Linked DNA regions of Homo sapiens: region 1 is linked to region 2. Evidence: read pairs that join two places in POLR2A ChIA-PET (ENCODE). Cell type or tissue: PC-9. All regions are shown on one strand. Each heading gives the region's core, and the rest is flanking DNA. Links, peaks and the distances in the headings are about the cores only.

Evidence for each region. Peaks named below come from ENCODE experiments on the same cell type or tissue, not always from the same donor. Only the 100,000 strongest peaks of a DNase experiment are listed, where the experiment ranks them.
Region 1: POLR2A ChIA-PET joins it to region 2 with 7 read pairs; 2 of 35 experiments call an interaction of 5 or more read pairs at or near these places.

Annotation. Positions count from the first base shown.
Region 1 is chr16:48,286,999-48,302,827 of GRCh38, reverse strand. It overlaps LONP2 (lon peptidase 2, peroxisomal), which reads right to left. Exons shown (of 15, transcript NM_031490.5): 9 at 6,663-6,813; 10 at 3,040-3,166. Among named protein-coding and RNA genes, the nearest start is that of ABCC11, 47 kb to the right of the region's middle. RefSeq lists an enhancer at 2,196-2,490. In PC-9, for the core only: no CTCF peak of the experiment used is centred there; a DNase peak (open chromatin) is centred at 7,157; H3K4me3 peaks cover 1,148 bases; H3K27ac peaks cover 2,693 bases.
Region 2 is chr16:48,183,196-48,199,024 of GRCh38, reverse strand. ABCC11 (ATP binding cassette subfamily C member 11) reads left to right here. Exons shown (of 30, transcript NM_001370497.1): 16 at 750-884; 17 at 958-1,054; 18 at 2,704-2,793; 19 at 5,043-5,146; 20 at 6,308-6,505; 21 at 11,598-11,824; 22 at 11,935-12,072; 23 at 14,399-14,585. Among named protein-coding and RNA genes, the nearest start is that of ABCC12, 35 kb to the right of the region's middle. RefSeq lists a silencer at 10,293-10,587. In PC-9, for the core only: no CTCF peak of the experiment used is centred there; no DNase peak of the experiment used is centred there.

The sequences.
Region 1 (15,829 bases), core at 5,494-9,493, 100 kb before region 2:
AAATTTGTCAATTTAGGAAAATTCTAGATAAATTCATTGTATTTGAAATACTACTGAAAGAATAAGAGAAATTGTGCTCTTTGTGGAACTAAAACAAAAACAAATCTGAGACAGAAATCTGGTTTTCACTAGGCACTTTGCTAACCACCTTTCTTCAGTGTATTTTCATTGTGAAGATTTCTAAAGGAAGAAGGTATGCTAAGTGATGACAGCACTGACTTTGAGGACTTTGTGAAAAAGATGCTATGTGTGGTTTAAGCAGAGCTGCTTTAAACACATGTACATTAGAATCAAACTCCGTTAAGTCATTCCACAGACCATTATATAGTGAAACCACTTTTGGCCACTCAGCTTTGGATGGACCTGAATGGACAGGATCAGGTGGAGAATGCAGTTTTATCTGAAGAATTGGATTTGACAAAGCCATACATTTGATTAAGTCAGACATACACTGTAGACTTTAGGAAAGCAGATTTTAAAAGTTCTGAGAAAAGACAGATAAAAAGCTCTTAGCTAAACACTCTAATACTCATTTCAGTCAAAGGTATAGAAGGATATAAAGCCTATATTATGCAACTACGTATAATTTCAATAAGGGAGAAAACAGGGAGGCATCTTAACAACTTCTACATTTGGGCTTTAAAAAATTCAGCTTTATAAATACAAAATGGGATATGCCAAGCTTAGCGAAATTCACTGAAAAAGGGAAGAGAATAATCTTTAAAAAGCTAAGAATCTAGAGATACAGTCATAAAATAATATAGTCAGAATAAGAAAAGCATGGGCTTCCTATACCATGAACTGTTTAGACTCTATCTGAAACACTGTGTTCAATTCTGGGTGTTTAATTTTAAAAGACACATTGATATACAGGATTCTTTCAGAAGAAGACTAATCAGGAGGGTGAGAAGTCTTGAAACTACATCAAGAGGAATGGTACAGAGGAGAGGAATGGTTAGCTTGAAGAAGAGAACACTTAGTGTGCAGCACCTGATAGTATTTTATCTTAATGTCAGAAGGGCTGTACAAGGAGGAATTACACTTAGATTCCAGGTGCTCCTATAAGGCAGAAGAAGAAAATTATAGAAAAGTGAATAGAAAGAGTATCTTTGTAACAATTATCACTTGAGCTCAGGAGTTCCAGGCCAGCCTGGCCAAGATGGTGAGAACCCCATCTCTATTTTTTTTTTTTTGAGACGGAGTCTCACTCTGTTGCCCAGGCTGGAGTGCAGTGGCACGATCTCAACTCACCGCAACCTCCACCTCCCTGGTTCAAGCAATTCCCCTGCCTCAGCCTCCCGAGTAGCTGGGATTACAGGCACACACCACCACGCCCGGCATGCACCTGTGGTCCCAGCTACTTGGGAGCTGAGATGGCAAGATGGCTTGAGCCTAGGAGGCAGAGGCTGCAGTGAGCCAAGATCATGCCACTGCACTCCAGCCTGAGTAACAGCATGAAAACCTGTCTTAAAAAATAAATAAATAAATAAAAAGAATATCTTTGTTACAGTTAGAATTACCCATGAAAAGGTAGTTATTCGCTAGAATTAAGCATACTGGGACTGGAAGTATTCAAGCAGGTGAGTTATACTTGGAGATAAGAAAGACTAGAACATTAGGGTCTATGACTGTGACTTATCACAAAAGATGAAAAACTCAAATATTGATACTCTATGTCCTAAGTTTGGTAACTCACTAAATATCCAAAAACGTGCCTGGAATAGTACATACTTGTGCTGTTTTTAAAAACAATATCAAAACTAACAAAACTGCTCCAGATATTTCCTTATGTCCACAGCTTTTAAGATCTGATATTTTGAGTTAACAAGTATACATAAAAAAAGAAACAGTTCTCTAGGTAACAACTGGGAAATATAAATAATGATCACTCTTCAGAATCATTATTATTCAGATAAACTCTGGATTTTTCTCCATCCCTCATATTTTACAGATGGGGAAGCTATCAAAAATGTTAAATGACTTATTGAAAGTTACCCAAAGGCATCATGGGTGTTATCTGGAATAATGATATTGTTGGAAGACTCAGACATATAAGTCACTTAATTTATTTCTCCTGGCATTATCTACACCATAAATCACAAGACAAATTAAGAAAAGGAACCCCCAGGTAAGACTTAGTCTTACTGCTTTGTATATAAATCTAAATAGATCCATAAGAAGGCATAGATCAAAAGACAGTCTGGCCAAACTCTAAGTCAAAGTTCAAAATAGAGAGATACTTCAAATCTCTTAAAAACAGTAGTTACTAGAAAAGGGCCGCAAGAGGAGAGCTTGGCAGCCTGACATGACTTGCTGGATGATGCAATGGATCTGTAATACTGAGCTAGGAAAACTGTAAGAGGCTGTGGTGGATATAAATTCTCAACAGAGTATATTTTCCATTCAAACAGGGAATCTGTAAATTAGACTAAGCAATACTCTATTCAGATAATTTACACACTGCTTGCTACAGGCTTAAGCATTTGGTAGTAAACTTGGGAAGGCACCTTCTCTATTGTTCCAGTGTTAATTCTGAAGATCAAAATTCTAAGGATTTTAAAAATCTCTCAGCCAAAGAGAAGAAAAGAAAAGTGAGTAACTTAAATCAGATTATCTGAAAGTAGCATATCACCTCTTAAGAGAATTCAACAACTTTCAAGATCCTGGGCATAAAAAGTGTCTCTATATTTGCCATGTATTTGGTTTTTAAATGATCAAATTAACCCCTTATATTGCTATTGTGGCAAAGCATAAATTTCAGCTTTAGCTATAACAATATTCCAAATGGTTTCTCTGTAAACTTCTGCCTAGTGTAGAGAACGGTGTAAATCAATAGTTATGATAACACTTGCTGGAAGTTGTTGAAGAAAGAGAAATGGATGCTATGGGATGCCAATAAACTAATCTCCTTTTCAGGAGACTGTGGCTTATCTCAAAAGATGAAAAACTCAAATATTGATACTCTATGTCCTGTTTGGTAACTCAGTAAATACTCAAAAGTTGCCTGGAGTTAATGAAGCCTCAGGATGGCTAACTAACCTGGTGATGATGTCAAGAGTGGTGACCTGGGGTATCTGAATCTGCTGTGGAGTCAGCCCATGTTGTTCCAGCTGCTTGGGGATCAAGTGCCTATGGGCAATCTCTATCTTCTCCTCCTGTGTATAACCTGGAAAAGAAGAGATCTTGTTTTGTAATTATTTACATGGCTCCCATAATGCCATGCTTTGTTTTTTGTTTTTTTTTTTAGAGACAGAGTCTTGCTCTGTCGCCCAGGCTGCAGTGCAGTGGCGTGATCTCGGCTCACTACAACCTCCACCTCTCAGGTTCAAGTGATTCTCCTGCCTCACCCTCCCGAGCAGCTGGGATTACAGGCATGCACAACCACGCTGGCTGATTTTTGTATTTTCAGTAGACAGGGCTTTGCCAAGTTGGCCAGGCTGGTCTCAAACTCCTGGCCTCAAGTGATCCACCAGCCTCAGCCTCCCAAAGTGCTGAGATTATAGGCATGAGTCACTGCTCCCAGCCAGTGCCATGCTTTTTTAATGAATCAAATGTAGATTAAATGGATCTTAGATTTAGAACAAATTTAAGTATTATTTCAAATGAGACTATAATTACAATGAAGAAATTTATTCTGGCCAGGCACGTTAGCTCACACCTGTAATCCTAGCACTTTGGGAGGCTGAGGCGGGCGGATCACTTGAACTTAAGAGTTTGAGACCAGCCTGGGCAACATGGCGAAACCCTGTCTCTACTAAAAACACAAAAAATTAGCTGAGCATGGTTGCGCATGTCTGTAGTCCTGGTTACTCTGGAGGCTGAGGCACGAGAATTGCTTCAGCTGGGGAGGTGGAGGTTGCAATGAGTTGAGATTGCACCACTGCACTCCAGCCTGGGCAACAGAGACTGCCTCCAAAAAAAAAAAGAAAAAGAAATTTGATCTAAGTCAATAATTGTTAAAATTTCCAACGTTTTCACAAACAAAACAAGCATTTACTAAGCACAGTGCTTGAAAGTTTTCTGATTAAATGATATATTTCCCAAAGAGGAAAACACCTCAAATCTTAGAGACAATTATCTCTTTATCCTCAAATCCTCTGAAATTTCAAATAGAAGAATAAATGCATCTTTTTAGCCTAATTTGATCTATACTTGAAACACACACACACACACACACACACACACACACACACACACACACCTCAATTAAATAAGCAGTGGGTTCCAAGGGAAGGGCTCTAAAGATACTGTTTCCAGAACTATGACTATAAAATAAATTGTAGCAGCAAAAGAAAACCTAAGATGTCCATATAAAAGGTTTTTTCCTCCACATGATGGTATATATATATATGTGTGTGTGTGTGTGTATGTATTTATATATGTGTGCATATGTATTTATGTATGTATATATGTATTTTTTCTATATATAGTATATTTAGAACACATAATGTTCTTATTTAATAGCCTGAATAAATATAGATTTCCTTTGTCTCTAAATCCCGTAAGACAAAATTCCAACTAATGTCCCTTTCCATTTAACAAGCAAAAATTAAAAATATGAATTGATAAGGCACCTTTTGAATGGAAAGAGGTTAGTAAACACCAGGAAAGCTAGAAGATCGGACAGCTAAATCTGCCAAAGGAAGAAGGTGGCATCATATGCTCCCCTCTGCAGCAGCTGTCCTGATTCTTTCACTTTACTTTAGTGTATCTAATGAATTTTCTGCCATAACTTGGAGTTTCCAGGGAATTCATTACTTATTTACTTTAGACTTTAAATACACACAATTAACTTTTTACTCTACCATATTTTAAAACTAAATACAGGAACCTGCAATGCTCACAGATAATTAAGAAATCCAGTTATATTGGGAGGCCAAGGTGGGTGGATCATGAGGTCAAGACATTGAGACCTTCCTGGCCAACATGGTGAAATCCCATCTCTACTAAAAATACAAAAATTAGCTGGGCGTGGTGGTGCACGCCTGTAGTCCCAGCTACTTGTGAGGCTGAGGCAAGAGAATTGTTTGAACCTGGGACATAGAGGTTGCAGTGAGCTGAGATCGTGCCACTGCACTCCAGCCTGGTGACAGAGTGAGACTCCATCTCAAAAAAAAAACAAACAGAAATCCAATTATAATTCACTTAGTAGTAAAAATATATTTCAGATTAATATGAAAAATACATTTAGATTACATTTAGAATCTAAAGACATTTAGGGCCGAGTGTGGCGGTTCACGCCTGTAATCCCAGCACTTTGGAGGCTGAGGCGGGTGAATCACCTAAGGTCAGGAGTTCAAGACCAGCCTGGCCAATATGGCGAAACCCTGTCCCTACTAACAATGCAAAAATTAGCCAGGTGTGATGGTGCACACCTGTAGTCCCAGCTACTCAGGAGGCTGAGGCACAAGAATCGCTTGAACCAGGAGGCAGAGGTTGCAGTGAGCCAAGATTGTGCCACTGCATTCCAGCCTGGGTGACAGAGTGAGACTCCATCTCAAAAAAAGAAAAAATAAGTAAAAGACATTTAGGCTGGACATGGTGGCTCACGTCTGTAATCCTTATACTTTTGGAGGCCAAGGCAGGCAGATCACTTGAGGCCAGGAGTTCGAGGCCAGACTGGCCAACATGGTCTCTACTAAAAATACAAAAATTACCTGGGCGTGGTCACGAGTGCCTGTAATCTCAGCTACTTGGGAGGCTGACACACGAGACTCACTTGAACTTCGGAGGCGGAGGCTGCAGTGAGCCGAGATCGTGCCACTGCACTCCAGCCTGGGCAACAAGCTAGACTCTGTCTCTAAATAATTAAATAAATAAAGACATTTAGATTCTACTCTACATTAAAAAAAAACTCAGTGATATTTGATCTCTTCCAGGGAAAAACAATTCTGAGCAATTAAAATAAGGTGAAAATGCTATAACTTATCTAGTGTTAGTAACTGAAGGAATACATTTTGCACGCTCCAGTGACAGGGAAGACATTTAAAAAATTTAACTATTTGACAGATTCAAGAGGAATTTAAAAGCGGCATGCACTTTAATATAAAAGTGAGGCCAGATTTTATGAGAAAGTTCAGTTACTCTTTTTTTTTTTTTTTTTTTGAAATGGAGTTTCACTCTGTCACCCAGGCTGGAGTGCAGTGGCGTGAGGCTCACTGCAACCTCCCCTTCCCAGGTTCAAGGGATTCTCCCGCCTCAGCCTCCCGAGTAGGTGGGACTACAGGCGCCCGCCACCATGCCAGGCTAATTTTTGTATTTTTATTGAGATGGTGTTTCACCACGTTGGCCAGGCTGGTCTCGAATTCCTGACCTCAAGTGATCCACCTGCCTCAGCCTCCCAAAGTGCTGGGATGACAGGTGTGAGCCACCACACACAGCCTGCCATTTTAGAAATTATACTAAAGAAGAATGTCTTATTTGTCATAAAATTATCATTCTTTCATGCTAATTAAATCTGAAATTGTTGTTGTCAACGTTTGCTGTTTTGCTCTTCCAGACTTTGAAGCTACATAGAAACTGATTTATATACATTCCTCAGAACTTCTGAAGATTGTATGTTGGCAAATGAACTTCTTTTAGTCAAAACTCCATAGCATAACTAATTTTAAAGTTATGGTCAGAAAGGCAAGATGTATCATAATGATTTAAGAGTCAGGTACCTGGAACCTGAATGATCTCCATTCTGTCCAACAAGGCAGCTGGAATGGTAGCAGTGGTGTTGGCAGTAGCTATAAAAAGAACTTGAGAAAGGTCAAAGGCCACATTTAGATAATGATCTGTGAAGTTATGGTTTTGTTCAGGATCCAACACCTAGGGGAGAACAAAAAACATTTTAAAAACTTTAGTAGTGCCAACAGAAGGCTGTATATAAGTGAAAACACACATGATGTACTGGCAAGGTTGGTATTTCTGCTCAGAAGAATTTAAGAAACAGACAAAACTAACATCTGAGCATTATTATTTGCATTCTCTACATTCTACATACTTTTTAAAAAATAAAATACGTTCAGTGTCAAAATTTCTGAAAATGTAATAGCACAAAGCAGCAGAAATTACAGTTTCAAGCTTTGTTCAAAAATCTATTTATTAATGACTCATTGTTTGGCCATCATAAGTTACCAGTCCTGCAGAACCAGTTTCCATCTTGGTAACACACCCTATCTAAACTGCTATGGGAATATAAAGCAAATGTGTAAAGTATTTTGAAATTCTCAAAGAACCAGTAAATAAGAACCCATATAATCCTCCTCAAACATTTTCAGAAAGTCTGGTATAAATTATTTAACTGAAAGGAGAATTCCAAATAAGAGTAACCTTTGCTATGAGTTAAATAAGAGTAAAAATTACTATGCTACTATATTCTGATACAGCAAAAAATTCACTATTTAAAAATGGCTTACTACAAAACATTGCTGCTTATAATAAGCAAAACATCAATAACTCTTTTTTTCTTGAGACAGAGTCTTACTCTGTTGCCCAGGTTGGAGTGCAGTGGCACAATCTCAGCTCACTGCAACCTCCGCCTCCCGGGTTCCAGCGATTCTCCTGCCTCAGCCTCCTGAGTAGCTGGGACTACAGGTGTGCGCCACCATGCCTGGCTAACTTTTGTATTTTTAGTAGAGATGGGGTTTCACCATGTTGGCCAGGCTGGTCTCAAATTCTTGACCTCAAGTGATCCGCCTGCCTCAGTCTCCCAAAGTACTGGGATTACAATAGCTCTTAAAAATATTTGAATTAGATACATTAGATAATTTATCAGTCAACTTGGATTCTTAAAATGTGCAACTGTACATTAAAGAGCTTCAAGTCACAGGCACTTGTTGCTAAGGGGCTGGTGCAGAACTTTCATAAGGCACCAACAGCTTCTACATGTTCCAAACCTTAAACATATTAACACTCTCACTTACGCCCAATTACTATAAATAGGGTTGCCATACATATTCAAAAAGGCAATAAAATGACTAATATACTCACCAACCACAATTTAACTATATAAGCAGTTTTTCCTACCTTCTGATTCTTTCTGAAGTTTTACTTATTTTCAAAACTATCCAAAGTTAGTTTTTTGTTTTGTTTTGTTTTGTTTTGTTTGAGACAGAGTCTCATTTTGTCACCAAGGTTGAGGTGCAGTGGCATGGTCTCAGCTCACTACAATCTTTGCCTCCTGAGTAGCTGGGATTACAGGTGCGTACCACCCCACCTGGCTAATTTTTGCAATTTTAGTAGAGATGGGGTTTCACCATGTTGGCCAGATTGGTCTCAAACTCCTGGCCTCAAGCAATCCACCTGCCTTGGCCTCCCAAAGTGCAGGGATTACAGACGTGCGCTACCACGCCCAGCCCCAAGCTAGTCTTAATTCTAGGCCTCATACATAATTCTGAATTTTGTTAAACATTAATTATTACTGGAAACTCTATCTAGAATTCCCAGAAAGCTCTAATTTCACATTTTCACAAGACTTAATAATGTTTAATATCATTAAAAAACAAGTACTTTCAAGTAATCAAGGAAAACTAATTATGTTCAGTATTGAATTGGTTAAGAGTGGTCTTACTATCTACTAATCATCTAAAAACTGTTCACAGGCCGGGCACGGTGGCTCACACCTGTAATCCAAGTACTTTGGGAGGCCGAAGCAGGCAGATCAGTTGAGGTCAGGTGTTTGAGACCAGCCTAGCCAACATGGTGAAACTCTGTCTCTACTAAAAAAAAATACAAAAATTAGCCTGGTATGGTGGCACATGCCTGTAGCTCCAGCTACTCGGGAGGCTGAGGCATGAGAATTGCTTGAACTTTGGAGGCAGAAGTTGCCGTGGGCTGAGATCACGCCACTGCACTCCAGCGTGGGCGACAGAGTGAAAATCCAACACAAACTAACAAACAAATGAACAAACAAACTGTTTAGGTACGGAAAATGTTTATGTATGGAAAATAGTTAAAACTATCATCTAGTGACAAAAACGCTCTTCTTTTGACGCAAACTTGAGTCAGGCTCCTCTGAGTCCTCTGCTCAACTAGGCCAATGTCAGCCTTCCCTCTGTCTTTGTAAAATCCAATTTGAGCAAGAATCCTGCTAAGTCAGGTTAGCAAAAATGACCCATACCCATACGTATCTGTTCTCACTTCTAACCCAGTATCTTTTCACCCTGGCCTCCCTTCAGCAAGAGTTCTGTTGTGTCCTTCTAGTGAGAATCCCCCGTAACCCCAATTCTTCCTCTTAGAATGTTTCCCTCTACTGATTCCCCATTCACTCTCCTCCTGTCACTGCAAAACCCCATTGCAGTGTTTCTTATACGTAGTCTCCCACCTTGAATAAAGTAATCCTTACCACCTTTAATAAGCGTCATGAGTAATTTTTTAACACTAGCTAAGGAAAAAAATCTATTCTTTTTTTTTTTTGAGACAGTCTCGTTCTTTCGCCCAGGCTAGAGTGCAGTGGCGCGATCTCGGCTCACTGCAAGCTCCGCCTCCCGGGCTCACGCCATTCTCCTGCCTCAGCCTCCCGAGTAGCTGGGACTACAGGCGCCCGCCACCATGCACGGCTACTTTTTTGTATTTTTAGTAGAGATGGGGTTTCACCATGTTAGCCAGGATGGTCTCGATCTCCTGACCTCGTGATCTGCCCACCTCGGCCTCCCAAAGTGCTGGGATTACAGGCATGAGCCACCATGCCTGGCCGGAAAAAATTCTATTCTTTAATGGCTCTAAGCATATGTAATTCATATATGCTGGATATGTTTTAGAAATGGCTGTCAGACTTGAACAAGTAATTTTTTTCTCTTAAAATTTTAAGACACTAGCGTTTTTAAAAAGTAGGAAAATTAATAAAGCAATGTTTCTGAATTATGAAGGAGGTTTTTAAAACAGTGTGACAGAATACCTAGATTATAAGGAGAAAAAATTAGTGATGCTTGTTAAAAGAAAAACTCTAGATAAATTAACAGTTTAATTGAGCAAAGAACAAGTCTCAAATTGGGCAGCTCCCAGAAACAGAATAGGTTCAGAGAAACTCTGGCATATGGTTTGATAATATTTATGGACAGAAAAAGGAAAGCGACATGCAGAAAACAAAGAGTGTACAGAAACAGCGGGATTGCTTACAGCTTGGTGTTTGCTTTATTTAAAGTTTGTTAACAGCTGACTTCCTGTGACTTGCTGAAAATCTGTGATTGGTGTTAAGAATAGTGTGTTTACACAGCTAGTTAGGCTGCAGTTTACTTTGTAAGGGGAAACCTTTAGGCCAAACTTAAAATATTAATATGTAAGGAGGCAGACTTAGGCTAAATTTGTGCCCAATTTGCCTGCCTTCCTCTTTTACTCAGGAAGAGTGTGAAAGGAAAGTAAATCTCAGGACCCCCAAATCACTAAGCAAAAGGGAAGAGACAAGCTGGGAACTGCGTCACACAAACCTGCCTCCCATTTTGTTTCCAAATAAGATAGCTACAAAGACAAAAAAAGCTACATATCTCCCTCACAATCCCCCCACTGAGAAATTCCTTGTGGGCCCCAAGATCTTTAACCTGTAACAGTTCTGTTGAATTTCACCCCAACCATGTAAATTGATAGCTTATTCTTTACACATACAGGACAAAGGACAGAACTCAAAGTCATCCCTCTGCTCACCTGAGACAAATGCATATCTGATGGCTTCCTGTACGCTATATTTATTTTATCTTATGTAGAAATGCAGATTCACTAAGCTAGATGAATGCGTCAGTGACTATTCCTCTGCTCCCCTCTCACAGGTGAATGGCTGATCAAAGACTCAAAAGAATGCAACCGTTTGTCTCTTGTCTACTCATACCTTTTAAAATTTCTTCCTCTTTCCCCAATATCTGCCCATTCCCCTTTAAATACTGAAGCCCTCACAATCATCTCTGGAGAACGTTGCCAAAATAAACTTCTAAACTGGTTGAGACCTGTCTCAGATACTTTCTGGTTTTCAAAAGCATAAAAAGACATATAGAATTTAAACAGCATCAGAAATACTGATCAATATTCTGGCAGAAAATAATTTCTGGTAATCACTACTCAGATGAAGCTCCGAGGCAAACTGGTGAGTCCATGGAAGGACGAAAATTACAATTAAGAGCTTTGTAGCTATCAAACCTCATCTTCTTACCCTAACTTCAGAGCAGGGATTCTACTGCCCACATCCAGGGCCACTTTCAAAAATAATTAGGGCTGTTTCTCCTTTATTCTCCCCAACTAAAAGATTTTCTGTATCAATCCTAGGACTATAATTCCTACCTACAAAGTATGACTGGGAATGGAAATAGCTGTGATATGACGCATTATTCCTAGGAATGTGAAGTCACAATGGGATGAACCGTGGGAGGAATGTACACTGAGAATTATTCTTCAATAATAATTTCTGACAAGAGAAGAACTATAGATGTCTGTAGGCAATCCAGGAATAGATTACATAGAGTTCATTACACAAGACTAGGTAACTGTCATCTTTAGGTGTGATATAGTATGATTATGCTTTTTAAAAGTGTATATCTTTTGTCGATAGCTACTGAAACATTTATGAAAAGATGATGTCTGGAATCTGCTTCAAAATAATCAGAGGTTGGGTAGGGGAGAATGGGAAGCAATAGATGAAACAAGATATTAAAGCTGGGTGATGAGTCCACAGAATTCATTATACTATCTTCTCTGCTTTTGCTATGGTTGAAATTTTCCACAACAGAAAATAAAGATAAAATAACATAACTAAAATCAGCTCTGAAAGCCACACACAATTAATACTATTATGATACTGTAAAATATATATTTGGCCTTCATCTCTTTGTTTCCTGACATGCAACTCCTAAAATCCTTGGAATCACCAAAGTGATAAGTATCATTTTGTATGTTAGTGATTGACTGGTGGCTGGCAGTCCCTCCACAGCTTCAGGATGTGGGCTGGTCACAGGAAAGACCAAGGCATGATTAGAGGGCTGAGGACTTGTCAGTTCCCCAGCCCAATCTCTTGGGAGGGGAGAAGAGCTAAGAGTTGAGTTGATCACCAATGGCCAGTGATTTAATCAATCAGGCCTATGTGACAAGGCCTCCATTAAAAACCCGAAAGGACTGAGGTCAGGAAGCTTCCAGGAAGGTGAATTTGAGCACACCCAGGTGCAAGAAGACTGGTGGACCCTGACTTCACTGGGATGGAAGCTCCTGTGCTGTTTGTTTGTATTCTTTAAAATATTCTTTTAATAAACCAGTAAATGCAAGTAAATTGTTTCCCTGAGTTCTGTGAGCTACTCTAGCAAATTAAGCAAACCTGAGGAGGGGGGCTTGTGGGTACTCCAATTTATAACTGGTTGGTCACACGTTCTGGAAGTCAACTCACGACTGGCATCTGAAGGGGGAGGCAGTCTTGTGGGACTCAGTGCTCAACCCGTAGGATCTGATACACTTTGTCAGAATTGAATTAGAGGACACCCAGCTGTGGTCGGTTGCTGAAGAACTGCTTGCTTGGCATATGGAGAAAAAACCCGTGCATTTGGTCAGAGGTGTTCTGTGTTGTGAGAGTGCAGTAGGAGAAACTGAGTTTACTTTTCCTCTATATCCTCAACTATGGAAATTAAATCTGTGATAAAGACAAACTTGAGAAAAGTGTTCAGGACATAGAAGAAAAAGGGCTTTAGAGACATGTAGGGGATAAATACGGGAAAAATTAAGAGATACAATTCATAACTGGTTAATATAACTAAAGAAGAGGTCTCAGTAAATTAAAATAGGGATTAAAGAAACGAAAATATTCTAGAAGACCTTGACACTATAGATTGAAAAGATTTAGATTCCTCCTCCTGTGCAATAAAAATGAGAATGTCATTAGAATAACACCTACAGAATTTTCAAGCAAAATTATCACTAGTTTAAAATATTTTACAATCTTGAATACATCAAATATATGTAATATATATAAGATATGATGCATAATAACAAAATGAACACCTGTGAACCTACTACCCATTTGTGAAGACATTTGTTTATCTATTTAGACCAGTGGTCACAAAAGTGGAAAATGACCCACCAAAGTGCAAGTAGAAAATATTAGTATTTGTATTTATCTTTTTTATTTATAAATACCAGAAAAAAATAGCTTGTAAATATTTAATATCCAAAATGGAATTGATGTCTTCACTTAGAAGAAGTTCCATAAGGTCGAAGGCTGCCTGTGGTGTCCTCACTTATCTGCCTTAACTATAATTACAGCACATTGCTGTCCATGTGTGCTGTGAAAAGAAAATATATTTGGCCCCCAAAATCACCAGACTAGAGGGAAAAATCAAGCTGGGAACGCTTAGGGCAAACCTGCCTCCCATTCTATTCAAAGTCACCCCTCTGCTCACTGAGGTAAACCTGATTGCCCCCTTTGGAAAGGCTAATCAGAAACTCAAAAGAACACAAGGGTTTGTCTCTTATCTACCTGTGACCTGGAAGCCCTCTCCAGAGAGCTGTCCTGCCTTTCCAGACCAAACCAATGTTCACCTTACATATGCTGATTGACGTCTCATGCTTCCCTAAAATGTATAAAATCAAGCTGTGCTCTGACCACCTTGGGCACGTGTCGTCAGGACCTCCTGAGGCTGTGTCATGGGCGCGCGTCCTCAACCTTGGCCAAATATACTTCCTAAATTAACTGAGACCTGTCTCAAATTTTCCGGGTTCACAGAGCCTAATATTACAAATGGGTTGAGTGGTTTAAAAAGATTCCTGCAAAGTATCATTAAAAAGGGTATAGGCAAAGGTATGAACCACAAGAAAATAACAGAGTTGACACTTTTATTTATATAATAAGCTAGGATAGACATATTATGAAGTAAAAACAATTATCTAATTAGAACACAGTGCTTTCATTGAAAATATAATTACCTTTTAAAACTGATTTCGTTTTACATAAAGTACATGATATGGGCACACTGGTACATATATATTATGTATCTATTATATATGTCCTTTGTTATGGACTGAATTGTGCCCCCTCAAAATTGACAGAATCCCTAACCCCCTCCGCTCTGTCTCAAGGGCAGTCAGGGTGAAGACTGTATTTGGAGACAGGGTGTTTAAGAAGGTAATTAAGGTTAAATGAAGGTAAGAGTGGGCCCCTAGTCTAATACAATTGGTACCCTTATAAGAGGAAAGAGGAGACCCCAGGGATGCATGCACACAGGTCTCCCGAGGACACAGCCACAAGTCGGTTGTCTGTAAGCCAAGGAGAGAGGCCTTAGGAGAAATCAAACCTATAAACACCTTGGTCTTGGAATTCTAGCCTCCAAAACCATAAGGAAATAAATTTCTGTTTGGTCTTCAAAGCTACCCAGTCTGTGGTATTTTGTTATGGCAGTCTTAAGAAATACATTCTAATACATTCTGACTGGGCGCGGTGGCTCATGCCTGTAATACCAGCACTTTGGGAGGCCGAGGCGGATGGATCACGAGGTCAGGAGTTCGAGACCAGCCTAACCAACATGGTGAAAGCCCATCTCTACTAAAGATACAAAAAATTAGTCAGGCGTGGTGGCACGTGCCTGTAATCTCAGCTACTCAGGAGACTGAGGCAGGAGAATCGCTTGAACCTGGGAGGCAGAGGTTGCAGTGAGCCAAGATTGCACTATTGCACTCCAGCCTGGGTGACAGGGCAAGACTCCGTCTCAAAAAAAAAAAAAAAAAAAAAGAAGAAGACTAATACATTCTTATTTTATTTACATATATATTACTACTGGTGCAGACAACAAAGAAGCCTTCTCAAATATAGAAGAGATTCAAAATACAACTCACACACAAATCTTTGAATGAAGTAACCTGAAGATATATTTCATCTGAACAAGTGATAAACCAAAATACAAGTATCAGAAGCATGCAGTGAAATCATTCAAGCACAGAATCAAAATGAAATGGGGGAGGAAGCACTTCTATTATATAATGGTAGAGTAAGAAACTCTGAAAATCTGCTCCTCCAGAAAAGCAATGAGAGCACTAGCAAAAATTGTCAAAATCAACTTTTTCAGAATGCTACATACTAACTTGCAACAATTTGAGGAGTGCTTATTCAAGAAAAACAGCTGAATCTCAATAAACAGAACGAGCTTTGTGATATTTTAACTTGCTTTACACTCATCCCTTTCTCTCAAGTTCATGGTAGCAAAATCAACAGCCTCATAACCCCAGTAGCTGTGAAAACCAGTAGCCTAGCAATCCTGTTAGGGGGTAGAAAAGGATTACAATCCTTCAAAAGCCCCATCCCCAGAGAACTGTCCCTGTTTGACTCTGGCAGTTCCTTAGAAGAGCTCCATATCCTTATTTGACTTAACTCAGAGAACACTCTGTGAGAACAGTTTTATCCTTAGGACATTTGCCAAAAACAACCAGTGGCAACTGTTTTAGCACTGCAGCTGCCTGAGGCAATGAAACTAGTTGGGACTAACAAGAGGCTGACCAAAAAACTTAAATGGAAAAACTGGGAAATGAGATATTCATGGGGACTTTGAAAAGCCTTGACATATGCCTGAGAATCCAAAATTTCATGTGAATGTGCAGGCTCTAAGTATATCCAGGAAAGACCTGAGAAGGCCCTATAAGCTCATCTTTGGCAGACACTGAGGCTCTGCAAAAGCAGGAAGTGAAGGCTAAGGCAGAGTTGTAAACCATCTGCCAAAGTGTGAAAGGCCCACTTCAATACACACATAAGAGCCCCTTGGGCAAGGAGTGGGAGAGCTACTGTCCAGGTACTTAAGGAAATCTCTGTCCGGTCACTAGCTGACCACTAAACAAACTGAGCAACTTCAGTGGTCACACATTAATGAATAAAACAGACTTTACAGAATGA
Region 2 (15,829 bases), core at 6,078-10,077:
TCTGACTCTGTTGCCTAGGCTGGAGTGCAATGGTACAATCTCAGCTCACTGCAGCCTCCACTTCCCAGGTTCAAGCAATTCTGCCTCAGCCTCCCGAGTAGCTGGGACTACAGGCACACGCCACCACACCTGGCTGATTTTTGTATTTGTAGTACAGACGAGGTTTCACCGTGTTGGCCAGGCTGGTCTTGAACTCCTGACCTCGTGATCTGTCCACCTTGGCCTCCCAAAGTGCTGGAATTACAAGCATGAGCCACTGCACCCAGCCTTATAACTTTATTTAATTCTCCTTGGTATAGCATTCCAATATCTGAATGTACCAGAATTTATTTCTCCAAGATGAACAGTTGTTTCTTATTTTTCACTTCTACAAAAAAAAAAAAAAAATACTTCAGTGTATATCCTTCTACGTGTACCTTTGCACACATGTTTGAGAGTTTTTTTGGGTAGGGTTTTAGGAGTCGAATCGTTGGTTCATAATTCTTCAAAAATCTTCCATGTTACTGAATAGGTCAAATTGTTCTCCAAAGTAGTTGTACCAATCTACAATCCTCTTGATAGTTAAGGAGAGTTCCTTTTGCCTCAGATCATCACCAACACTTGGAGTTGTCCAACTTTTGAATGTTTGCTCATCTGTTGGTATGAAATAATATTTTATCATGGTTTAAATTTACATTTTCCTGGTGAATAGTAAAATCAAACATCTTTCCATGTGCTTACTGAAGCCTTTCTTTCTTTTGACTGTCCAGTACTTAGAATTTTGTGGCCAGATCATTTTGTTGGAAAATGGGAAAATCTGTGAAAATGGAACTCACAGTGAGTTAATGCAGAAAAAGGGGAAATATGCCCAACTTATCCAGAAGATGCACAAGGAAGCCACTTCGGTGAGTCCTGCCCCACTGCCCTCACTACCCACGGTGGACGCACGTGTACTCAGGGCCTGTGCTCTCTCCCCAGGACATGTTGCAGGACACAGCAAAGATAGCAGAGAAGCCAAAGGTAGAAAGTCAGGCTCTGGCCACCTCCCTGGAAGAGTCTCTCAACGGAAATGCTGGTAATGGTGTGGGAGATAGGACAAGAATGTCTGCATGCCTGCCTGGGTCCTCCAGAGGTCCCAGTGTTTCCTCCTTGACCCCAGACTGGGCCATGTCCCTCAGTGTCTTGAGACCCTAAGCATTTACATACACAGGTTCCAGAACCAAGTAGTTGAGGGCCATGGGGTGTAGACTGATGGGCAGGAGGCCTGAAGGATCCAGGAAGTGAGTGTTGTGGGGGGCACAGCTAAGGTTGTACATCAGAGGAAGGATAGGGGGTACCTTTGGCTCTGAGTGGCACAGATTTAAGACTTGACCAGGCATCTAGACATTCATTCATTACACACTGCAAGAGAGTAAATATTGAGAGCAAAGGTATTAGGGATCAGAAATGAATTGGGTTTAGCCCCTGATGTCTGGAAGCTCATGGCTTTGCTCTTGTCTGGGGCAGAGTAGCAGAAGGGAGCGACTTCCATTTTTCAAGTAAGACAGTTCTGGATTTGAATCCCAGCTCTGCTGCTTACAAAGCTGTGTGACCTTAGCCATCTAACTTAACCTCTCTGAATTCTCGGCAAAAGTGGAGATTAGATGAGGTCATATATAGGGAAGCCCCCTACACAGTACCTGTCACATTGTAGGCTCCTGTCTCCAACTGAGTCTTTTTTTTTTAGACAGAGTTTGGTCCGTTGCCCAGGCAGGAATACAGTGGCTTGATCTTGGCTCACTTCAACCTCTGCCTCCCAGGTTCAAGAGATTCTTGTACCTCAGCCTCCCAAGTAGCTAGGACTACAGGCACGCACCACCACACCGGCTAATTTTTGTATTTTTAGTAGAGACTGGGTTTCACCATGTTGCCTAGGCTGATCTCGAACTCCTGAGCTTAAGTGATCCACCCACCTCGGCCTCCCAAAGTGCTGGGATTATAGGCATGAGCCACTGTGCCCGGCCACCAACTGAGGCTTTTTGAAGAAAACCTACTCAAAAAATTTCCATCCTGGTGTAATTTCCCTCAGGATTAAAATTCCAGAAAAAGAGCACCGTTCCCCAGGAAATACTGGGGTGTCGTTATTAGAAGGGAGAATAGCAGGCAGCAGCAGCAGACAGTCACTGTCGTGATGTTTGTTGTTACAATTATCATCAGAAACATCTATGGGCATCTCCAGGTACCGGTCTTCAGGCCAAGCTCAAGGCCAAGAGTCCACCTGGGCTTGTGTCAGGGCTGTTTTGTGAAGCATTATCTCAGAAGTGTATGGCTGCAGGGCATCTTAGCAAACTTCTCGGCTTTCCGTTTTTTCGGACAAGGAAACAGAAGGGTTAAGTGATTTGCCTGATGTTGCACAGTGTCATAGTGACAGTTCTGAAACCTAGGTTTTCTGGTCCCAGGTGGTTTTCTTCATTCTTTCCTGCGTTTCTCTCAGCCCATCACACACGTGAGACCCCGCAGTCCCTCCAGAGTTTATTGAATGGCTAAGGATGGATCCCTTTCCAGGCTCTGGAGCCCAGGTCAAAGGTTTCTTTCAGTAGAGTCTTCCATGAAAAACCTTAGACATAGGTGGGGCACTGAAGCTGGAAAGTGAAAAGCTGGCACAGGATCGAAGCCAGAGACAGAAGGAAGCAGATCATGTGATTGGCAGGCATACCACTTTTCTCTTCTTCTACCCTGACCCAGTGCCGGAGCATCAGCTCACACAGGAGGAGGAGATGGAAGAAGGCTCCTTGAGTTGGAGGGTCTACCACCACTACATCCAGGCAGCTGGAGGTACGGTCCCCATGCCAGCCCAGGGCTCTCTCTTGGAGCAGCCCTATCCCTGGAACTGGGTCAGATTGGAACACGTGAGGTCATGTGAAGTAGAGAGGTCCAGAGGAGCCATGGTATTTATTGGCCTAACTTGCAAAACCAAACTCTACTCAGTTATAGCAACTCTACCACCAAAGCCAAGGTTGGAAGTTATATTTTCATGTATACTCATTATTTCAGTGTTTTTCTATTTTTTAATTAAAAAAAATTAAAAAAAATAGAATAGACATGGGGTCTTGCTATGTTGACCAGGCTGGTCTTGAGCTCCTGGCCTCAAGCAATCCTCCCATCTCAGCCTCCCAAAGTGCCCCTGCCTCATTATTTCAGTGTTTTTCAAACTCTGGGCTCTGCTCCCTTAGCAGGTTTTACAATCAGCTGAGTTTATCATGAGCAGCACTGAAAGACATGAAATAGAATCGGAGAGAAAATAGCGGCCACATCGCAAAAGGTCACAGTGGTGGGACTTTTATTTTGGTGTGATTTAAAATTTCTTAATTTTTATTTCTTAAGGCAGGCAGAGGGCAATTAGAAGTTCAAAGCTACTGCCTTATTAAATGGTATATATCATCATGTATATTTACTGTACAATGTTGTAAACACAAAACTCAGTATATGGTGCTGTACTTATCAAGTAATTTAAGAGATTTTTGAGAGTAATTTTTACTCCATGAAACTTTTTACTCATCGTTTACATTGGAAGCTGACCCTTGTGTAAGATGTCTCCTGTCTGCATGCCTGGGGGAGGAAGAGGTAGGCTGTGCACACAGAACGCCGTCCCCACCCCGTCCACCATGGGTATCCTGCAAGGAGTAACCCAGGGCCTGCCCAGACAGAGCAGGAAACAGCAAATGCTTGTGAAATGCATGAATGGATCTAGCAGCTTACATTGATCTGTATTTACAAAGTGCCTGCTATGTTCCAGGCACTGTGCCAAGCTCTAGAGGGGAGGGGTATAAAGTCATCTAAGAACCAACCCTGGAATCTAGCTGGAGAATTAAGACTTGCTTCCATCAGATGGTAAGAGAGATCTCTGTGGCCAGGGAATCTCAAATCTCATCAAAGAAGAGATAGCCCTTGAAGGAAGGATAGAATTTGGGAAAAGACTGTGGGCACGGGACATGTGAGCATGAATAGATGAGAGGAGTGCTAGAGCAGGAGGCAGTGCCCCAAGGAGTGTACCCTGCCTTTTCCTGCCCTTAACTGCTTCAAATCCCAGCTCTGCCACTCACCAACTCTGCAAGTTTGGGCAAGGGAGTTCCCCTCTCAGATTAAGTTTCCTCATTTTATTAGCCTATTTGTGCTGCTGTAACAACATATATTAGACTGGGTAGTTTATAAAGAACAGAAATTTATTTCTCACTGTTCTGGAGACTGGGAAGTCCAAGATCAAGGTGCTGGCAAGTTTTTTGTCTGGTGAGGGCCCAGTATCTACTTCCAAGATGGCGCCTTGAACGCTGTGTCCTCCATCCCTGGAGGGGATAAATGTTGTATCCTTACATGGTGAAAGGGACAAAAAACCAGGAAGGCAGCTCTCTGAAGCCTCTTTTTTAAGGGCATTAATGCCACTCATGAGGGCTCCATCCTCATGGTCGTCACCTCTTAGAGGCCTCACTTTCTAATACCATCACCTTGGGAATTTGGTTTCAACATATGAATTTTGGAGAGACACATACATTCACACAGTAGCACTATTGAAAATGGGGATAGGAATTACTAATTCAGAAATAATGCATACATTTGGTACTATTCCTGGCATGTAGCACATAATAGTACGTACCACATAAAAGGTAACTGTTATTATTATTTATAAAACTGAACCTGCAGGACCTGCATAAGGTGAACTAACTTCTCTAGAACACTGCCCTGTGCCAGGCACTGGGCTGAGTGCTTCACACACATTATATCATATCATCTTCAGCATGGCTCTGAAGCTGGTAAGGTTATCACTATTTCATAGGTAAAGAAGTGGTATGTTGCTGACATTTGGTACCTTATCCAAGGTCACACGGTTTGGAAGTGGTGGAGCCAGGATTTGAACCCAGGGCTCTCTGACTTTGGAACCCAGCTCTTCCCATTCCTCCAAGGTGTCCACATTGGGTGGGGCTCAAGGGTTTCCAAGCACTCAAAGACAGAGATGGCCGAGCAGCTGAGTCAGCAGTTGCCTCGCACCTGTTTGTGGCACTTGTACATCACCACTGTCTCCCTCCCAGGTTACATGGTCTCTTGCATAATTTTCTTCTTCGTGGTGCTGATCGTCTTCTTAACGATCTTCAGCTTCTGGTGGCTGAGCTACTGGTTGGAGCAGGGCTCGGGGGTGAGTGCCATGAGGTGGATGGGCTGTGTTTCTATGGGCTTGAGTGAGGTGGGGTGACTTCTTGCTCCTTGAGACCACAAGAGCCAGAGCATGGCTTGGGACCCACATGACAAGCCCAGAGCTGGTGTTCCAGAGAGAACCGTGGGGAGCCAGGACTCTGGGGTTCCCCTGGCACAGGCCTCCTGACTTTGTAGAATGGGTGGTCGCCTGTGCAGTCTTACTGGAAAACCAAGAGATTTATATCCCCAGACAGTGCCCCAAGAATCTTTGCATTCCACTGCAGTAACTGTCTCCTTTAGCTCCAGGCTGGCCTCCATACTATGGTTTATTTAAAATATACTTCTGGTCTTGTGAGCTGGGAGCCACCACGGGCCACACTGTGTCAAGTTATTTCACTAATCTCCCCACCCACATTCAGAGGAAGGTTCCACTGTCTCCATTTTTCCAAGGGGACCCTGTGCCTAGAGAGGATGAAGAACCTGCCCTAGGACAGGACAGGGCCGGAACTTGAACTTGGTGCTTAGAATCGAAGCCATGCTTTTCCCACAGTACTCCATATGGTTAATTTCTGGATCGTGTACCAGGAGGTTTGGGTCAGGAGAGCAGAAGCCACTCTAAGTATTTAGAGCTTCCAAGGATTTAATATAGGGAATTAGAGGCTCAGTCAACCATTGGAGGGGAATTGGCCATCAGGGATCTCAGCTGAACTGAAGTGGGTGATTCCCAGGATGCCTTCCAGCCTCTGGAAAAACCCCACACCCCATGCTCCTGCCCACAGTTGCCACTGAGCATGCTGGCTTCTCCTCTTCCACCTTTCTGTTTCCCTGTGGGTGCCTCTCCTTGGCAGAATCTGACCTGAAACCATGCTGGGAGGGGTTCTGGGAAATCACGTTCCCAAGCTTCTCGCTGCATCACAGCAGAGCGTGCACAAGGGCCCAGCTGCTGCAGTGTCCACGGGGCAGACTCTGAGGGCCTGATGCAGGGCAGGGCAGTGGGAATGAAGGGCAAAAGAGAGTAGCCAAGCGCTGAGCAGGGAGGTTTGGGCAAACAGCTTCACCTTCTACCAGCCACAGATTCTCACGTGGCCCCAGGGAGAAGGCTTTCCCTGCCACTGAATTTCCCCCGGACACCTGCAGTCAGACCCCCTGTTCTTTCTTGAAGACCAATAGCAGCCGAGAGAGCAATGGAACCATGGCAGACCTGGGCAACATTGCAGACAATCCTCAACTGTCCTTCTACCAGCTGGTGTACGGGCTCAACGCCCTGCTCCTCATCTGTGTGGGGGTCTGCTCCTCAGGGATTTTCACCAAGGTCACGAGGAAGGCATCCACGGCCCTGCACAACAAGCTCTTCAACAAGGTATGGGCCTGGGTGCTGGGTGGGGCCGAAGGCTGAGCTCTGAACTTGCCCAGCTTCATTTTTATTTTTTTATTTTTTTATTTTTTAGAGCTCTGTAGCCCAGGCTGGAGTGCAGTGGCACAATCTCCACTCATGGCAACCTCCACCTTCCAGGCTGAAGTGATCCTCCTGCCTCAGCCTCCCAAGTAGCTGGGAGTACAGGCACATGCCACTAGATCTGACTAATTTTTGTATTTTTTGTAGAGACTGGGTTTCACCACGTTGCCCAAGGTGGTCTCAAACTCCTGGGTTCCAGTGATCCATCCACCTCGGCCCCCCAAAGTGCTGGGATTACAGGCATGAGCCACCACCCCCGGCCTATTTTTTTTTTATTAGTAGACCTTAATTATTTATTTATCTGTAGAGATGGGGTCTTGCTCTGTTTGCCCAGGCTAGTCTCAAAATCCTGGGCTAATGCAATCCTCCCACATTGGCCTCCTAAGTAGCTAGAATTACAGGTGTGAGCCACCATGCCCGGCCAACTTTATTTTATTATTATTTTTTATTATATTTTAAGTTTTAGGGTACATGTGCACATGCAGGTTAGTTACATATGTATACATGTGCCATGTTGGTGTGCTGCACCCAGTAACTCGTCATTTAACATTAGGTATATCTCCTAATGCTATCCCTCCCCCGTCCCCCAACCCCACAACAGGCCCCAGTGTGTGATGTTCCCCTTCCTGTGTCCTTGTGTTCTCATTGTTCATTTCCCACCTATGAGTGAGAACATGTGGTGTTTGGTTTTTTGTCCTTGCAATAATTTTCTGAGAATGATGGTTTCCAGCTTCAGGATTATAAATCATGCTGCTGTAAAGATAAATGCACATGTATGCACACGTATGTTTATTGTGGCACTATTCACAATAGCAAAGACTTGAAACCAAGCCAACTTTATTTTTTGAGCACTTTTCGTTTACAGAAAAATTGAGATGAAAGTACAGAGAGTTCTCATATACCTGCCTATCACTCAGGCTGGAGTGCAGTGGTGTGATCACAGCTTACTGCAGTCTCGACCTCCTGGGCTGAAGCAGTCCTCCCTACCTTAACCTCCGAGTAGCTGGGACCACAGGGGCACACCACCATGCCTGGCTAATTTTTGTATTTTTGTGGAGACAGGTCTTGCCATGTTGCGCAGGCTGGTCTTGAACTCCTGGGCTCAAGCCATCTGCCCATCTCAGCCTCCTAAAGTGCTGGGATTACAGTTGTGAGTCACTGCACCTGGCCCATTTCTCTTATTCTTAACATCTTGCATTAACGTGGGACATTTGTTACAATTGATGAGTCAATATTGGTACATTATTAATTACTATTATTAATGAATATCCATAGTTCACCTTATGGTGCATTCTTTGTGCTGTGCATTCTATGGGTTTTGAAAAATGTATAATGACATGTATCCATGGTACAGAATAGTTCCGCCGCCATAAACAAAACCCTGTGTCCCACCTATTCATCCCTCCCTCCCTACCCTCAAACTCCCAGCAACCACTGATCTTTTTTACTCTCTTCATAGCTTTGCCTTTTCTAAAATGTAGTTGCAGCTGGGTGAACCAGGCTGCTTGGTGAGAAGGGAGTGATGAAAGTGCGGTGGAGCTCTCCTGCTGGAAGTCTGGTTCTAAGAGCTCAGTGTCCCCTGATGGAGGGCCACAGTGACGCTGGCCTCCACTGGCTGAGCATGGTCATATACAGAGTTGCTTATGATTGCCCTGAGTTCTCTTTGAAGTGGATATTATCCTCATTTTACATATGAGGAAACTGAAATCTCACATATGTTAAAGTTGGAATATGTGTTTGGTTAGAATACTGAATTGTCAGCTGGGTGCAGTAGCTCACGCCTGGAATCCCAGCATTTTGGGAGGCCTGAGGTGAGTGGATTGCTTGAGCTCAGGAGTTCGAGACCAGCCTGGGCAACAAGGCAAAATCTTGTCTCTACCAAAGATATAAAAATTAGCCGGACATGGGGGCTTGTGCCTGTAGTCCCAGCTACTTGGGGGACTGAGGATCAAGGAGGATCGCTTGAGCCAGGGAGGTGGAGGTGGCAGTGAGCTGAGATCATGCCACTGCACTCCAGCCTGGGAGACAGTGAGACCCTATCTCATTTAAAAAAAAAAAAACCAAATTGCTTATGGTATCACACTGCTTCTTGGAAATGTCATTCCTCTCTCTCACTTACTAAGTGTTACTATGTGCCAGGTTCTGCAGTGGGCATGAGGCTTACATTAGAGAATGCACAGTGCAGGTAGGGTTTGGGCCATCATGGATGTATAGTCTAATGGGGGAGATGGACAAGAAAACAGGCCATTGTCGTAGATATGTAAAGTTTATCACGGGATGGAGCACACAGGGCCATGAGAACATAAGAGGCACCTTGTCTTAGCTTGAGGGCAGGGGAAGAAAGTGGGGAGAGTCCAGAAAGCCTTCTTGGGGACTTCACTCCTTGAAGGAGGAATCAGATTTAGCCAGCTCAAGACCAGGAGACTGAAGGTGAACAAAAGCAGAGCACTTCTGGGAGGAGAATGGAGCTCTGGAAGGCTAATCTCAGAGGTGGGAGTGGGGGTTTTGACTTGGAGACGCAGGAGGTGAGGAGCGGCCCATCGTTCCTTGTAGACTGAATGCAAATTGTGTTGCCATGAAGTGTTTCAACTTTGGCAGGGTGAGACAAAGCTTTTCCCCACCTCTCAGATAAAGCTTGGCAGAACCAGAAAGCAGGAGGGGGAAATTCTACCTGAGGCCTGACACTTTCCCACCCGGCCTCTGGGGGTGGCCCTCGGCCCTCAAGGTGGTCTCTGAGTTTCTTTTGATGGCACATTCCAAGATTCTAGAAATATCCAGTGCCCATGCCTCTAAATGACATTTCGTATTTTAATTTTGAGAAATGTTCAAGTTTCTTTCCATGAAAACGTGTTTTGTGTTTAAAATATTTTCCTTTTTCCAGTCCTTTCATGGCTTTTTAAACTTTAAATTTGTCTTTGTAGTTTTAAAGAATCACAAGTAAAGGATAAATCTTAAAAAGTTCGCTCAACTGCAAGCACAACAGAAAAAAATGAAGCAAAAATGAACAAACAAGAACAACCCCAGATCATTTTGATACTTAGAAGACAATCAGAAACTGAAACCATTTTCCCTTTGTCGCCACCATTGGTCCCTAATCCAAAGTAATGCTGGGCTTCCACAGATGCATCTTCCTCACCCACAGTGGAGCTGACGTCCACTCCTGTGTCCCCTCCACAACCCTGCCATGCCCCGCACCTGCAAGGTGTGCTCAGAGTCCTTGAAGGGGTGACCCTTTTGCCCTTTGATTCCTCTGAGTGATCATGACAATTCTGATTGCTTTAGCTCAAGTATTTAATAAAACATTCTGGAAATAAAATTGAAGGGATTTTAGAGGCAGAAAAAGCAAGGAGGCTTTAAATCTGCTCCTCCAACCCTCACTACCCCACCAGCTAGAAAGCAAACATACATGAGAGCTACGCTTGGTCAGCAGTATCCATGCATTTGCGATGAGAGCAGCTACAGAGAACACTTCATGGCTCAAATAATTACATTTAGTAACCGTCAAAATGTCCTTCCCTCCTCTTTCTTTGAGTTTGGCTTTAATAAATGCCATTGGCTTCTATTCATTTCTACTTCTTGCATTATAGCTTGAGAAGTACATGGGGAAATGTAGGTGGTCATTTGGTCAGTGCCATGAACCTTTAAGAAATTGCCTTCTGTGAAGAGTGACTGTGCCAGGCTTGGGGAAGCCTCAGAAGGCCTAATTGGATCATGGTTTTGCCATTAACCACTTGCGTAATGAGTAAGTTACAGAGCCACTTCCTCTTCTGCAATCTTCAGTTTCCTCATCTGCAAAACAAGGACACCAAACTAAATGCTTTTGTTAGAGCCTACCTTGTGGTTTGACATGTCCTTTGATCTCCGAAAGGCCTCATGGCCACTGGCTGTTAGAGATCAACTTGCAGGTGCCACCCTCAAGAAGGGGGCAGTTAAGGCTAAATTTGATCCAAGGGTCCAAATCGTGTGCAACCCAGTAGGATTGCTGCTCCTAATCTTTGGCAGTCCTGAGTGAAAATGGTCCCATCTGTAGAAAATAATAAGAGCTGGTATTGGTAGAATGCCCTACTGGGGGTGATGGAGGGCAGGTAAACCCCAGACTGGGGCTTAGTCCATGAGGGTTCTTGGCTTTGCCCAGGAAAGAATTCAAGGGCAAGCCAGTGGTAGGGTAGAAGAAAACAGCTTTACTGAAGTGTCACTGTTGCAGTTCTGGCAGTGTTGCAGCTCTGTGACTGACCCTGCAGAGCAGGGCTACCCCGTAGGCAGTGTGCTGAGAGCTGCAGCTCAGGGCAGGTTTGCAGTCATATTTATACCTACTTTTAATTACATGTAGATTAAGGGACAGTTTATACAGAAGTTTCTAGGAAAAGGGTGGCAACTTCCAAGTCATCAAGTCATTGATGACCCAGAAAGAGGCGGTAACTCCTGGGTGTTGCCATGGGAATGGTAAACTGACACGACACACTGGTGGGCCTGTCTTATGGAAAGTGGCTTCCACCCCACCCCTGTTTTAGCTAGTCCTCAATTTGGTCTGGCGTTCAAACCCTGCCTCCAGAGTCAAGTCTCACCTCCTACCTCAGGGGCAGGCACTGCTCTGAGCATTTTTAATGTATTCTCTCTCTCTCTAATAGCTTTACAGGATATAATTCATATACCATACATTCAGCCTTTTAATTATACACTTCAGTGTTTAGTATATTTGAGGAGTTGTGTGATCCTCACTACAACTCTGTGAAGCATCGTTTTCATTCCCATTTCGCTAACGAGGACCTTGAGACTCAGAGGAACTCAGTACTTGCCCGAGGTCAGACAGCAGTAGGTGGAGGAGTCAGGTAGCCGTGGAGCCCATCCATGCTTTTAAATCATTGCTCTACATTGCCTGCCCTGGAGACCCCTGGGATCCGTGGCTCTTTAGAGTCAAGGGTAACAGGCATCTTCATCCAATCTTGAGCAGGGCCTGCAGCTTCTCTCATGGTCTGCGTTGATTTTGTCCCTGCAGGTTTTCCGCTGCCCCATGAGTTTCTTTGACACCATCCCAATAGGCCGGCTTTTGAACTGCTTCGCAGGGGACTTGGAACAGCTGGACCAGCTCTTGCCCATCTTTTCAGAGCAGTTCCTGGTCCTGTCCTTAATGGTGATCGCCGTCCTGTTGATTGTCAGTGTGCTGTCTCCATATATCCTGTTAATGGGAGCCATAATCATGGTTATTTGCTTCATTTATTATATGTGAGTAGGTTCTTTTTGCTTGTGACTTGGGGAGCAAGGCTGGGACCAACCCAGACTAGATGGTCCCAGAGGTGGACGGTCCAGGTCCCTTACCTCCACTGTCCATGCAGGATGTTCAAGAAGGCCATCGGTGTGTTCAAGAGACTGGAGAACTATAGCCGGTCTCCTTTATTCTCCCACATCCTCAATTCTCTGCAAGGCCTGAGCTCCATCCATGTCTATGGAAAAACTGAAGACTTCATCAGCCAGTGAGTCCTTCTGCTGCCATTTGAGAATGATGGAACCACAGGGGTGGTGGGGAGCAGGGAAAGAATGGAGCGTCTGGGAGTGGCATCATCTTCAAAAGCATCAGAGAGCACATTGTTCGATGGACGTATTTCTCTGAGCCTCCAGAACCTGCTGAACCATTCTTTCATTTATAAGAATGAAAAATGTAAATGATAGGAAAAATGTTTGTAAACTTTAAAGACCTTGTATATATTGTGTATATATATATGGACATATGTATACATACATTTAATGATAAGGTGCATTACTGTGCAAACACATCTTGCATTATGTTATTTCTTTCACTTCCAAACAAATATCTATCTTTAACAAAATAATGAGGAACAATAGCTTTCTAAATAATAGAACTTCCTTCACTACTCATGCCATAGATTTGCCCCCTAAATGTTGAAACAAACAAGCAAACAAGTCCTGTGATTGTTGTTGAGGTTTAATGGTGTAACACGAACTTATCTGTTTGTAGAGAATAATCAAGCACGGTCTTCACCTACAAGAAGTTCATAGTCTGGTGGAAAAAGGGAGAAACAGGCACATGTTTTTGTAATTATACGTGATTGAAGAAGGTAGATAGCATAAGAGAGGGGCAGATAAACTGCTTGGGAATTCAGAGGGGAAGGAGGTGGCCTGGGGGAATCAGATAAGGCTTTCGGGAGGAGGTGGCATCTGAGCTGGCCTTGAAGCCTGGGTAAGACTTGGGCACACATTTGGGAGACGGTATGTGCTCAGTTAGCTGGAATATTGGATTAATTGTGGCACCTGCTCTCTCAGTGGCATTATAGACCACTCAAGGTCTGTGCAGACTCTAGGACTGAGGGGATCCTGGAGCGGTGCATTCATTCAGCCCACACTGAGAACCCTGCCCCAAGGTATATACTAAGATAAGCAGATGAAGAGAGTCTGGAGGGATTGGAGCTGTTGTTGGGGAAGGTGTCAGAGAAAAGGACCCTGAGATGAAGTGTGGGTTGAGCTATGGAAATATGTGGGTAGGAGCTCTCCAGGCAGAGGGGACAGTAAATGCAAAGACCATGAGATGGGGGAAGTAGGTTTGAAGGATAGCAAGGTGGCTTGAGCACAGGGGCCACAGAGTGACCAGGGTCTGTTGTGTTTAATCTGGGAAGGCCTCAAGGTGGAGGTGACTCAATCAGTATAGAAAGGTAAGGTGGACAGAATTTGGAATGTCTTATGCAAAGGTTCAGAGGGTATGGACAGAGTGAGTCAGAAGGGCCACTCTGCTGGGGTGATAGCCCACTCAGATGGTAAGATGGTTTTAGTTGATGAGTAAATGAATATTTAATTTCAATAATCAAAGGTTTATTTGAATGTACTTTAGAAAAAATGCAACTAACATATCAAACCCATTATTTATATAATTTAAGGTTGTGATTAAAGTTTCTTTTAATATACATTCTCAAACAAAGCAAGTAAAATAATAATACTAATCAAATAACAGTACAGGTTGTGATTGACATGGAAAACTGTGATGGTGGTATGTGAAAATTGGAAATTGGTAGGTTTCTTGGTTGGAAGTGACAGAAAAAACTAATGCAAACTAGCTTAAAAATATGACTTAAATATGGCAAAATACTAACAATTGCTAAATTAGGTAGAGGGTATACAGATGTTCACGGAATAAACTTTTTAATTTCTTGGTACTTTAAAAAATTTTCATTAGAGGGTATACAGATGTTCATTAAATCAAGCTTTTAATCTCTTGGTACTTATAAAAATTTTCATAGCAAAAGGCTGGGGAGGAGGACTTGCTTAAAGTGAGGCTTAATCCAGAGACTCAGCTAATGTTCCCCGGGTGTCTCGGTTTTACTGCTCTGCCTTCCATGGTGTTATTTTACCTTTAAGCTCCCAGAGACCCTCTGGTGGCTCCAGGCTCCCCTCCTAGTAGCAGAATGGTAGTTTCAGATATCCCATCATCCCACTGAAAGGAATCACTCCCACACTCACTCACACGTCCTGGCATTTATTCACTCTCTGTGGCCAATTTGGGGTAACTCACCCATCCCTGAGTGAGTCACAGAGGTTAGGCGAGGAGCGCGTGCTAAGGATGGGCCTTAGCAGCAGAGCCTACTCCTCAATCTGGGTTAGGAGTCAGGTCAACTTCACCCAAATTCATGGCTGAGAAAGGGGTAGGGAGGAACTCCCCAAAGAAAAATCAGGCCCTGCTGCTGGGAGTGGGGAACTGGATGCTGGAGGAAGCAGCCGGTATCTACCCTGACCCGGGGAGACCCTAGGTCAGACAAACACATGGTTCTTAGTCTGTGCTTTCCTTCTCAGGTTTAAGAGGCTGACTGATGCGCAGAATAACTACCTGCTGTTGTTTCTATCTTCCACACGATGGATGGCATTGAGGCTGGAGATCATGACCAACCTTGTGACCTTGGCTGTTGCCCTGTTCGTGGCTTTTGGCATTTCCTCCACCCCCTACTCCTTTAAAGTCATGGCTGTCAACATCGTGCTGCAGGTGAGGGGGTGACTCTGTGTGGGCCCTCTCTGAGCTTTGCTCATCCTCTGCCTGTGGCTTCTGGGCAGACTCAGGGGGTCCTCAGGTGTTCAATGACACCTTAGGCTCTGGCCACGTGTGATCTTAGGAGCTATGTGCTTGGCCTTCTGAAATTGGTACTTTGCTCTGTTTCCTTGTGGTCAGCTCTGAATTGGGAAGTCTGTATTCAAAGGTATTTAATAGGATCACAGGACACTGGGAGTGAAGGGGAGCCCACAGATGACAGAGTCCAGTGTGCATATTATGCAGATGGGGAAACTGAGGCCCAGACAAGGGAAGGAGTTGTCCAAACAGATGCATGTTAGCAGAGCTGGAACGAGAACACTGATCTCTTGGCTTCCTGGCTGCTGTCTTTGTACCTAACCGTTCCTATCCTGATTGAGCTGTCAAACCTTTCTGAATCACCTGGAAAGGTTGTTTAAAAGGTGGGTTTCACAGCCCAGCCCCTAGAACAGGGCTTCTCAAACTTAAATGTGCCTAAGACTTGAAACAGACTTCTGGACCTTAGCCGGGGGGTTTGACTCACTCTGGGCATGGGTGGGGCTGCCAGGAGGACCATAGTCAAGGGCCACAGCCATAGAGATTCTGAGTCTGGTCCTGAGCTGGGGTCTTGGAATCTAATTTGTTTTTTATTTTTTGAGATAGGATCTCACTCTGTCATCCAGGATGGAGCACAGTGGCACGATCTTGGCTCACTGCAATCTCCACCTCCTGGGTTCACTTGATTCTCCTGCCTCAGCCTCCTGAGTAGCTGGGATTACAGGCACATGCCACCATTCCCGGCTCATTTTTGTATTTTTGGTTAGACACGGGGTTTTGCCATGTTGGCCAGGCTGGTCTTGAGCTCCTGGCTTCAAGTGATCCACTGGCCTCGGTCTCCCAAAGTGCTGGCACTCAGGTGTTAACCACCGTGTCCAGCCTGGAATCTAATTTTTAAAACGGGTTCTGTAGGAGATTCTGATATAGTGAGCTGTGTACCTCAAGGCCGGAATCCCTCTGTGCCCAGCACACTGGGGGCTGGGAGATGGGGAGAGATGTGGAGAGAGAGCGACTGGCCAAGGTTCACTGTCCACAGAGTCCCACAGAAGGGGCATCCGTGAAGGCCCCAAGGCCTGAGGCCGGCTTGGCAGTGCCTAAGGGAACCTGGGCTGTACCAGTCCAGGGCTCCTTCCCCCAGGGCTTATTCATTAATTGTCCCCTCTGTG